2 separate regions of the Homo sapiens genome follow, and region 1 is linked to region 2. A link is a contact called in ENCODE Hi-C or POLR2A ChIA-PET data. All regions are on one chromosome and are shown on one strand. The core of a region is the stretch at or near the end of the contact, and the rest is flanking DNA. Distances in the headings are between cores, read along the strand shown. Region 1 overlaps TUBD1 (tubulin delta 1). Region 2 overlaps VMP1 (vacuole membrane protein 1).

Region 1 (4,954 bases), core at 1,796-4,295, 140 kb after region 2:
CAGCCTCCCAAGTAACTGGGACTACATGCGTGTGCTACCACACCCGGCTAAAGGAATTATACTTTTATCTTGTTTAAACCACTTCTATATTGGTGTCTAGTCACATACTAACTGATGCCATGGTCAAATTTTGCCACTAAAACACACAGTTATTACTTTCCTTTCTCCAAGAACACAGGGACTTTTTAAAAACCATTTGTACCATATAGCATGTACAGGTACAAAATGTAAATCTTAATTTTCACCTGAATTTCTTACCCACATCTGCACTTTGCACATCTTTCCCACGAAGAATGACCAAGTTAGCAATGGAAGTGTTAAAATGCAGGTCCTTGTTGAGAGACATTTTACTAAGAGGAGGAAGTCCTGATAAAGGAGGCCATACATGCCTATCAATACCTACCAAAAGAAAAAAAAAGCAAGAGGTTTTATTTTATTTACTTAGTTTTTTGAGATGGAGTCTCACTCTGTTGCCCAGGCTGGAGTGCAGTGGCATGATCTTGGCTCACTGCAACCTCCATCTCCCAGGATCAAGCGATTCTCCTGCCTCAGTCTCCCCCAGTAGCTGGCTAGACAGGATTAGAGGTGTGTGCCATCACGCCCAGCTAATTTTTTTGTATTTTTAGTAGAGACGGGGTTTCACCATGCTGGCCAGGCTGGTCTCGAACTCCTGACCTCGAATGATCTGCCTGCCTCAGCCTCCCAAAATGCTGGGATTACAGGCGTGAGCCACTGCACCCAGCCCAAAAGCAAGAGATTTTATAAATGGCTTTGAACAAGAGGAGAAAAATGGTCTTGTGGTATGTGTATTTTAGGTTTTTTTTTTGGACAGGGTCTCTCGCTATGTCACCCAGGCTGGAGTGCAGTGGCTATTCACAGGTGTGATCATACCTCACTGCAGCCTCAAACTCCTGGGCTCAAATGATCCTCCCGCCTTATCCTCTGATGTAGCTGGGACTATAGGCATCATTTTTCCTGTTTAAAAGGGAGGGTCTACCAATTCTCCTATGCCTACTCCACTAGACTTTGTTGGGGCAAAAAATTGTACTCAAAGGGCTATACTCAAGAAATCTTAGGATGGGTGTGGTGGCTCATGCCTGTAATCCCAGCAGTTTGGTAGGCTGCGCTGGGAGGATCTCTTGAGTCCAGGAGTTCGAGACCAGCCTGGACAAAATAGCAGACTCTGCTTCTTAAAAAAATTAGTCTGGCATCTGTGGCATGCACCTACTTGAGAAACTGAGTGGGGAGAATTGCCTAAGCCCAGGAGGTCGAGGCTACAGTGAGCCGTGATACTGCCACTGCACTCCAGCCTGGGTGACAGTGCGAGAAATACCACTTGAGGAGTATAAATCCATGCTGCTTTTGGAGGATAAGATTTTGGACCGATGTGCTAATGGGATGTAACTTTTGGGGGCTTTGGGAGGGGAGGAGTGTACTGTGCATGTGGGAGGACATGACTTAGGGACAGCGCAGAGAACAGTAGTCAGCCTCCAAAATGACCCCAATCATCTTTGCTTCCTGGTATTCAAGCCCTTGGGCAGTATGCTCTCACACTGGAGAGGGCTGACCTTAACCAAAAGGATGTTGCAGAAATAACATCACAAAAGGTCACAAAAGGTGTTAACTTCAAGGCTGGGCATGGTGGCTTATGCCTGTAATCCTAGCACTTTGGGAGGCTGAGGCAGGCGGATCACTTGAGGTGAGGAGTTTGAGACCAGCCTGGCCAAAATGGTGAAACCCCATCTCCACTAAAAATACAAAAAAAAAAAAAAAAAAAAAAAAAATTAGCTGGGTGTAGTGGCAGGTGCCTATAATCTCAGCTACTTGGGAAGCTGAGGCAGGAGAATCGTTTGAACCCAGGAGGCAGAGGCTGCAGTGAGCCAAGATCATGCCACTGCACTCCACCCTGGGCAACAGAGCAAGACTCCATGTCAAAAAAAAAAAAAAAAAAAAAGGCATTAACTTCTGCCTTGCTCCCTCCTGGATCACATATTCTCCCTAATGGTAGAACATGCAGAAACAGATACTGATGGTGAGAGAAATAGGGTAAATCTTTACGTAGAGGCCAGGCGCGGTGGCTCATGCCTGTAATCCCAGCACTTTGAGAGGCTGAGGTGGAAGGATCACTTGAAACCAGGAGTTCAAGACTAGCCTGGGCAACATAGTCAGACCCCATCTCTACAAAAATAAAAGAAATAACAAAATTAGGCCAGGTGCAGTGGCTCATGCCTGTAATCCCAGCACTTTGCGAGGCAGAGGGGGGGGATCACGAGTTCAAGAGATCGAGACCATACTGGCCAACATGGTGAAACCCCATCTCTACTAAAAATACAAAAATTAGCTGGGCGTGGTGGCACACGCCTGTAGTCCCAGCTACTCAGGAGGCTGAGGCAGGGGAATCGCTTGAACCCGGGAGGCGGAGGTTGCAGTCAGCCAATATTGCGCCACTGCACTCCAGCCTGGCGACGGAGCGAGACTCCATCTCAAAAAATAAATAAATAAATAAATAAATAAGAAAATTAGTCACTTATGGTGGTACACACCTGTAGTCCTAGCTATAGGAAGCTGCGATAGGAGGATCACTTGAGCCCAGGAGTTTGAGGCTGCATTGAGCTATGATTGCGCCACTGCACTCCAGCCTACGTGACAGAGTGAAACCCCATCTCAAAAACAAAACAAAACAAAATCTTCCCACAGAGCAAAGAATATATGAAGAGTTATAAAACTAGATCCTTCAACCTGGTTTGTGCCATATATATATATTTATTCATATACTATTCATACATGTGTATGAAAACATTTATATGTTCAAACTATACAACTGTGAAAAAATGCTGACACCCGGCCGGGCATGGTGGCTTCTGCCTATAATCCCAGAACTTTGGGAGGCCAAGGCGGGCAAATCACAAGGTCAGGAGTTCAAGACCAGCCTGGCCAATATGGTGAAACCCCGTCTCTACTAAAAAAATACAAAAATTAGACGGGCATGGTGGTGCGCACCTGTAGTCCCAGCTATTTGGGAGGCTGAGGCAAAAGAATCGCTTCAACTGGGAGGCAGCGGTTGCAGTGAGCCAAGATCGCGCCACTGCACTCCAGCCTGGGTGACAGAGCAAGATTCTGTCCCCCCCGCCAAAAAAAAAAAAGAAAAAAGAAAAAATGTTGACACCCTAAAAGTTCCACATGGGAACTCAGCAAACTGTGGTTTATTGACCTAAGAGAGCTCAGAGCAGCATGTCTCACATGACTCTAAGGAACATTGTGTTCCTTGTGGTATTAACAGGTATTGCTCGAAAAACAGGTACTATGGCCAAAAAATTCAGGAAGCACTATTTTTACATGTAAACTTTCTACTTATCTCCAAACCTCTGGCACTATAATCTAAAATCCGTAAGATATTACAAATAAATGTTGAGAAAATCTACTCTCATAGTATAAAAGCCTAACTTAATTTGTGGTATAATATATGCTATTAATACCTAGTAGTGATTTCTAGTTACACATGACAGACTGAGCATATCAGTTTCCTGCCACTCTCTCTCCAGATCCTGCTTAATCACTAAAAGGATAAGCACAAACAAGAAAAAAAGGAACAGGAGAGAATATAACAGCAACAAAATTTTGGAGCTGGAGAGCAAATGGTTACTGACTGCACAACAAGAAAAAGCTAAAAATTTTGCCCACAATTGAGGTCCTGGAAGTAGACCAGACACTTTTCAAAGTGAAAAAAAGGCTGGGCACGGTGGCTTATATCTGTAATCCCAGCACTTTGGGAATTTGAGGCATGTGGATCACTTGAGGTCAGGAGTTCAAGACCAGCCTGGCCAACATGATACAACCCCATCTCTACTAAAAATACAAAAATTAGCTAGGTGTGGTAGTACACATTCATACATTGGTAATCCCAGCTACTTGGAATTCCGACTAAGGTGGGAGGATCACCTGAACCTGGGAGGTGGAGGTTGCAGTGAGCCAAGATGATGCCACTGCATCATCTTAGGCGACAGAGTGTGACTCCATCTCACAAAAAAAAAAAAAAAAAAAAAAAAAAAAAAAAAAATCAAAGTGTAAAAATACAGGAGGATTAACTAAAAATCTATTTGAGAAGCAGTGAGAGCCCCTTCCCCACTCCCTGCAGTAGGAGGAGTGCGCTCTTCCACCCTAGAAGGTTTCTGCTGTGAAAAGGCTAAACCTGGGAGGCTCTGGCCTCAGTGACACCTGGCACAGCCCTGTAGAGAACCTTTGGAAAACCAGGTCACGAAGTAGCAGCTTTCGCAGGAAAGTGTAACAGTCCATGTCTTCCCCGTCCAGCTCTGAAAAGGCTGGCAGCCAGGCTTATCATGCCTTCAGGAAAGAGATGGAGGAGGAAGCAACTGATCAAGAGATAAGATACGCTGAGTATGATATTTGGAAGTCCAGCAATAAAATGGCCAGGCAGATCACCTTACTGTGAAACCCACACAAGTCTGCAATGTCCGTAAGGGTCCATTCAGTGCCCGGAGCAACTAACTCAGCAAATAATCACTGAGCGTTTACCGTTCCAGGCTCCAAAGATGCAACAGTAAACCAAATAGATTAAATAAAGCTTACCTTCTACTGAGATAAACCAAAGACCCATGTCAAGTACTTTCAGAATGCTGGGGACAAAGAGAAAATCCTAAAAGCTTCAAGAGATAACAAAATAGGATTGGGAATCAGAACAACCTGAGACTTCTCAACAGCAACGCTGCAAGTGAGAAGATGATAGAGCAATGGCTTCGAAATACTCAGTAAAAAGAAAATGATTCCCAACCTAGAATCCTATCCCTGGCCAAACTATCATTCAAATGCAATGGCAGAACAGAATTATGATATTTATTTATTTTTGAGACAGGGTCTCGCTCTGTCGCCGAGGCTGGAGTGCAGTGACACGATCTCAGCTCACTGCAACTTCCCTCTGCCTCCCAAGTTCAAGCAA
Region 2 (4,789 bases), core at 2,116-4,615:
TGTTTAAATATCTTCAAAATATTTTTTAAAAGATATTGCCTATAGGATTTGGCTGAATATGAACACACATAGTTTTTTTTGTTTTTTTTTTTGTTTTTTTTGAGATGGAGTCCTGCTCTGTTGTCCAGGCTGGAGTGCAGTGGTGCAATCTCGGCTCCCTGCGACCTCCACCTCCTGGGTTCAAGCGATTCTCCTGCCTCAGCCTCCCGAGTAGCTGGGATTACAGGCGCAAGCCACCACACCCAGCTAATTTATGTATTTTTAGTAGAGACGGGGTTTCGCCATGTTGGCCAGGCTGGTCTCGAACTCCTGACCTCGGGTGATCTGCCCGCCTCAGCCTCCCAAAGTGCTGGGATTACAGGCATGAGCCACCACACCTGGCCAAACCCACATAGTTTTAAGTATTTGCAGAACTTAAGTATAGCTTCAAGTTAAATGACTGGCAGATGGAAAATCATTAACTTTTTTATATGGTTCCATTTCAAACATCCTCAGTTGATTTTTTTATTAATAAAATTCAGATTTGTGAAATAGATTTCCATTTTGTAAACCTATTGTGATGCTCTAGCATCTTTGGTTTTTGTTGTTATTGTTTTGTAATTGCTTGGGCTACATTATCTTTTGGCTGAATCTTCACACAAGTATGACTTAAGTTTGCAGAGTCAAACTTTAAGCTTCTATGAACTGGTCTGAATATTTTGTCCTGTGAGCTCCGATAGTGCTTTCTACTTCACGATCTTCATAATAGCTAGTATATATTGAGGTCACGTGAAAGGTGAGGCAATATGTTAGTATTTTATGTACATTATCTTGTTTAATCCTCAACCCTCTGATGTGTGTCATGTTATCTCTGTTTTACAAATTAAGAAAAACTGATGTTTAGAGAGATTTACAAATTTCTCCAGTCTGTTAGACTTTTTGTTTTTTTTTGTTTTTTTTTGAGACGGAGTCTTGCTCTGTCTCGCCCATGCTGGAGTGCAGTGGCGCGATCTCCGCTTACCACAAGCTTTGCCTCCTGGGTTCATGCCGTTCTCCTGCCTCAGCCTCCAGAGTAGTTGGGACTATAGGCGCCCGCCACCATGCCTGGCTATTTTTTCGTATTTTTAGTAGAGACAGGCTTTCACCGTGTCAGCCAGGGTGGTCTCGATCTCCTGACCTCGTGATCTGCCCGCCTCAGCCTTCGAAAATGCTGGGATTACAGGCGTGAGCCATCATGCCTGGCCCTGTTAGACTCTTAAGACCTGACTAAAACATTGTCTTTTCATCTAATTTTATTAAAATGCCTATTTCATCCCATTCTGTTATAATTGATTTCTTGTGTTCATTTGGCTTCTTTACCAGACTGTGATCCTCTTGAGGACAGGGACCTCCTTATCCTATTAATATTTGTATCCTCAGTGCCCATTGGAGACCCCCGAACTTTTAAAATGAGAGCTGAATGAACAACACTGGCATCACTGATACAATAACAATGAGGCATGTGCTGTGAAGTTGTTTTTTATAGTTTAGGCATTTTGTACGTTTATTACCTCCTACTCTTTTGATGTATTGGTATTTATAGTCACACATGCATGCGTATCAACAAACATACACATGCATACATAGATTATTTCATCTACACATCAATCATTTGAAAGTGGCAATTATTGTCCTCATTTTGTGAATCCAAACAATGAAGGACTAAAGAAAATGAAACTTTGCTTAAGATCACACAACTAATCAGTGGCAAATCTGGGATCAAATCCAGATTTTTCAGATTTTAAATCTTATGATTGTCTACTTAAGGCTATCTATACTAATAGAAACCTATATTTTATTTCTTGATGTGTTTATTTGCTTATTCAGCATTGAAGACAACAAAACAAAGGTATACACAAATGGATTGTATCTTAAAAAGGAGAATATTACAGTGATGAATGTGTGCTTTTTTTTCTAGTGATTTTTATAGGCTTTCACTTGTTTTCCTTTATGAGGCATAAATTTTGAAAATAGTTACAATAGTTAGAGTTTAGACAAGGAATAAATTAGCACCAGCTATCAAACTACAGGAAGATTGGACCCATGACCATATCATATTCTGATCAGCTAAATATAAATCTAGCATGACTCTTGGCACATACAAAGTGTTCAGTTAGTATTTGTTCAGTGAATAGGTAAACAAACCTTATACAAGCATCTTATCAAGTGACTTCATGAATTTTCTTTCTTAATAATATAACCCCCTAACTCATATATCTGACTTTGAATTCTAAATTGTCACTGAATCCGCTCATAAAATATAAAAATTTGAGCCACTTGGCCATGAGAATACTCCTAATACTCTTGGGTCTTCTATTAAATATAGAGACGCGTGGGTAGTGGCTCATGCCTGGAATCCCACCACTTTGGGAAGCTGGGGCAGGAGGATCGCTTCAGGCCAGGAGTTCGAGACCAGCCTGGGCAACATAACTAAATGAATGAATGAATAAATGAGATTATTTATTTATTTATTTATTTATAATCTATGAATATATTATTCATATGTATTCATAACATATATTTCCTATGAATATTTGGAAGTTTGGATAGTTCCTGCTGGTGACTATTCTTAAACAGCTTTATTGAAACATAATTCACATATCATATAATTCACCCATTTAAACGGTATATTCACATCTATGCAACTATCAAAACAATTTTAGAACATTATCATCACCCCAGAAAAAAACTCACAACTCATTGGCAGCTACTCCCCATTTTTCTCCAGCTCATCTGCTAATCCACTTTCTGTTATCATGGATATGCATATTCTGGAAATTTCATATAAATGGGAATCATAACAAGTAGTCTTTTGTGACTGACTTCTTTCACTTAGCATATTTTCAGACTCCATTGATGCAGTAGTATGTATTACTACTTTATTTCTTTTTATGGCTAATATTTCATTGTTTGGGTATACCATATACCGTATTTCCTATATCCATTCATCAGTTGATAAGACATTTGGGTTATAGGCTGGGCGCAGTGGCTCACGCCTGTAATCCCAGCACTTTGTGAGGCCGAGGCAGGCAGATCACAAGGTCAGGAGTACAAGACCAGCCTAACCAACATGGTGAAACCCCGTCTCTACTAAAAATACAAAAATTAGCCAGGCATGGTGGCGGGCACCTGTAATCCCAGTTACCTGGGAGGCTGAGGCAGGAGAACCACTTGAACTCGGGAGGCAGAGGTTGCAGTGAGCCAAGATCATGCCACTGCACTCCAGCCTGAGCGACAGAGACTCCATCTCAAAAAAAAAAAAAAAAAAACCTTTGGTCTGTTAACAGTGTCACTATGAACATTCCTGAATTGCTGAGTCATATGGTAACTGTATTTTACCTTTTGAGGAACTGACAGATTGTTTTCCAAAGCAGCTGAACTCTTTTGCATTCCCACCAGCAGTTCCGATTTCTCCACATCCTCACTAACACTTGTTATTATTATCTTTTTTTTGTTTCTTTTTTTTTTTTTTTTGAGACAGAGTCTTGTTCCTGTCACCCAGGCTGGAGCGCAATGGCACGATCTTGGCTCACTGCAACCTCCGCCTCGGGGGTCCAAGCGATTCTCCTGCCTCAGCCTCCCGAGTAGCTGGGATTACAGCCACCCACCACCACGCCAGGCTAATTTTTGTATTTTTAGTAGAGACGGGGTTTCACCATGTTGCGCAGGCTAGTCTTGAACTCCTGACCTCACTATCTGCCTGCCTTGGCCTCCCAAAGTGCTGGGATTACAGGCGTGAGCCACTGCGCCTGGTCTATTATCTGTCTTTTACTATAACCATCCTAACAGGTATGAGATTGTATCTCATTGTGGTTTAATTTGCATTTCCTTGATGGCTAAAGATGTTAGACATCTTTTTATGTGCTTATTAGCAATTTGTGTATCTTTGGAGAAATATCTGTGCAGCTCCTCTGTCCGTTTATTAATTGGATTATTTGCTTTTTATTACTGAGTTGTAAGAGTTTGCAGGCCCGATACACGCTTCTTATGAAATATATGTGATTTGTAAATACTTTCTCCTGTGGGTTGTATTTATTTTCACTTTCTTTTTTTTTTTGAAGCAGGGTCTCCCTTTTGCCCAGGCTGTAATGCAGTGGTACAATCATACCTCAGTGTAGCCTTTCACTCCTGAGCCCAAGCAATCCTCCCACCTCAGCCTCCTGAGCAACTAGAACTACAGGCATGGGTCATCACTCCTGGCTAATTTATTTATCTTATGTAGGATGGGATCTCACTGTGTAGTCCAGGCTGGGCTCAAACTCCTGACCTCAAGTGATCATCCTGCCTTGGTCTCCCAAAGTGCTGGGATTATAGGCATGAGCCACTGCACCCGGCCCCAGTTGTCTTTTTATAAGTGTCTGGGCAAGTTTTAATATTGTATTAAGGACTCAGCATTTATTGTATTAAGGACTCAGCATTTTAGCCTTTTATTGAAGTGATGTGCTTTTTGAGTAGAAAGTTTTGCTTTACTAACACCTGAAGAATGATACAATCACAGGCAATCTGGTTTTTATATGTTGTATTACATTAAAGTAAAAGCACTGATACCTGTAGTATGAAATGAAGCATGTTATAAATAAAGTACATTTAACTATCTTAAACATTTCAAGTTTGGTTTTTTTTTTTGCCCATATCATTTTATTCAGTAGAATTGTTTCCTAAATAAAACTGGTCTATGATCTTAGATTTATGTATCAACAGTTGCAGCATCTTTTGTAGTATATTCTATTTTTATATAATAATGTTAAAGGGAATATGAAAGAAAACTGTA

What was found. Hi-C counts contacts between places; a loop is a spot of excess contacts on that map. ChIA-PET counts read pairs that join two places held with the same protein, here RNA polymerase II (POLR2A). Pooled maps may share reads with other maps.
Region 1: a map of GM20431 shows a loop between it and region 2 (2.6-fold over the local background). The contact joins two enhancer-like sites. A Hi-C loop is called at or near these places in 23 of 168 maps with a recorded cell type or tissue (B cell, CD4-positive, alpha-beta memory T cell, Caco-2 and 18 more), 12 of 37 single-sample maps with no recorded cell type and 28 of 50 pooled maps. POLR2A ChIA-PET finds 5 or more read pairs at or near these places in 13 of 52 experiments (BJ, CD4-positive, alpha-beta memory T cell, Caco-2 and 9 more).

What each region holds. Positions count from the first base shown.
Region 1 is chr17:59,866,351-59,871,304 of GRCh38, forward strand. It overlaps TUBD1 (tubulin delta 1), which reads right to left. Exons shown (of 9, transcript NM_016261.4): 7 at 259-399. Among named protein-coding and RNA genes, the nearest start is that of TUBD1, 24 kb to the right of the region's middle. Within about 2 kb of position 3,046, at least 4 of the 41 ENCODE cell types and tissues checked have a DNase peak (open chromatin) inside an H3K27ac peak, as active enhancers do.
Region 2 is chr17:59,726,211-59,730,999 of GRCh38, forward strand. All of the region lies in intron 1 of VMP1 (vacuole membrane protein 1), which reads left to right. Among named protein-coding and RNA genes, the nearest start is that of VMP1, 21 kb to the left of the region's middle. Within about 2 kb of position 3,366, at least 3 of the 41 ENCODE cell types and tissues checked have a DNase peak (open chromatin) inside an H3K27ac peak, as active enhancers do.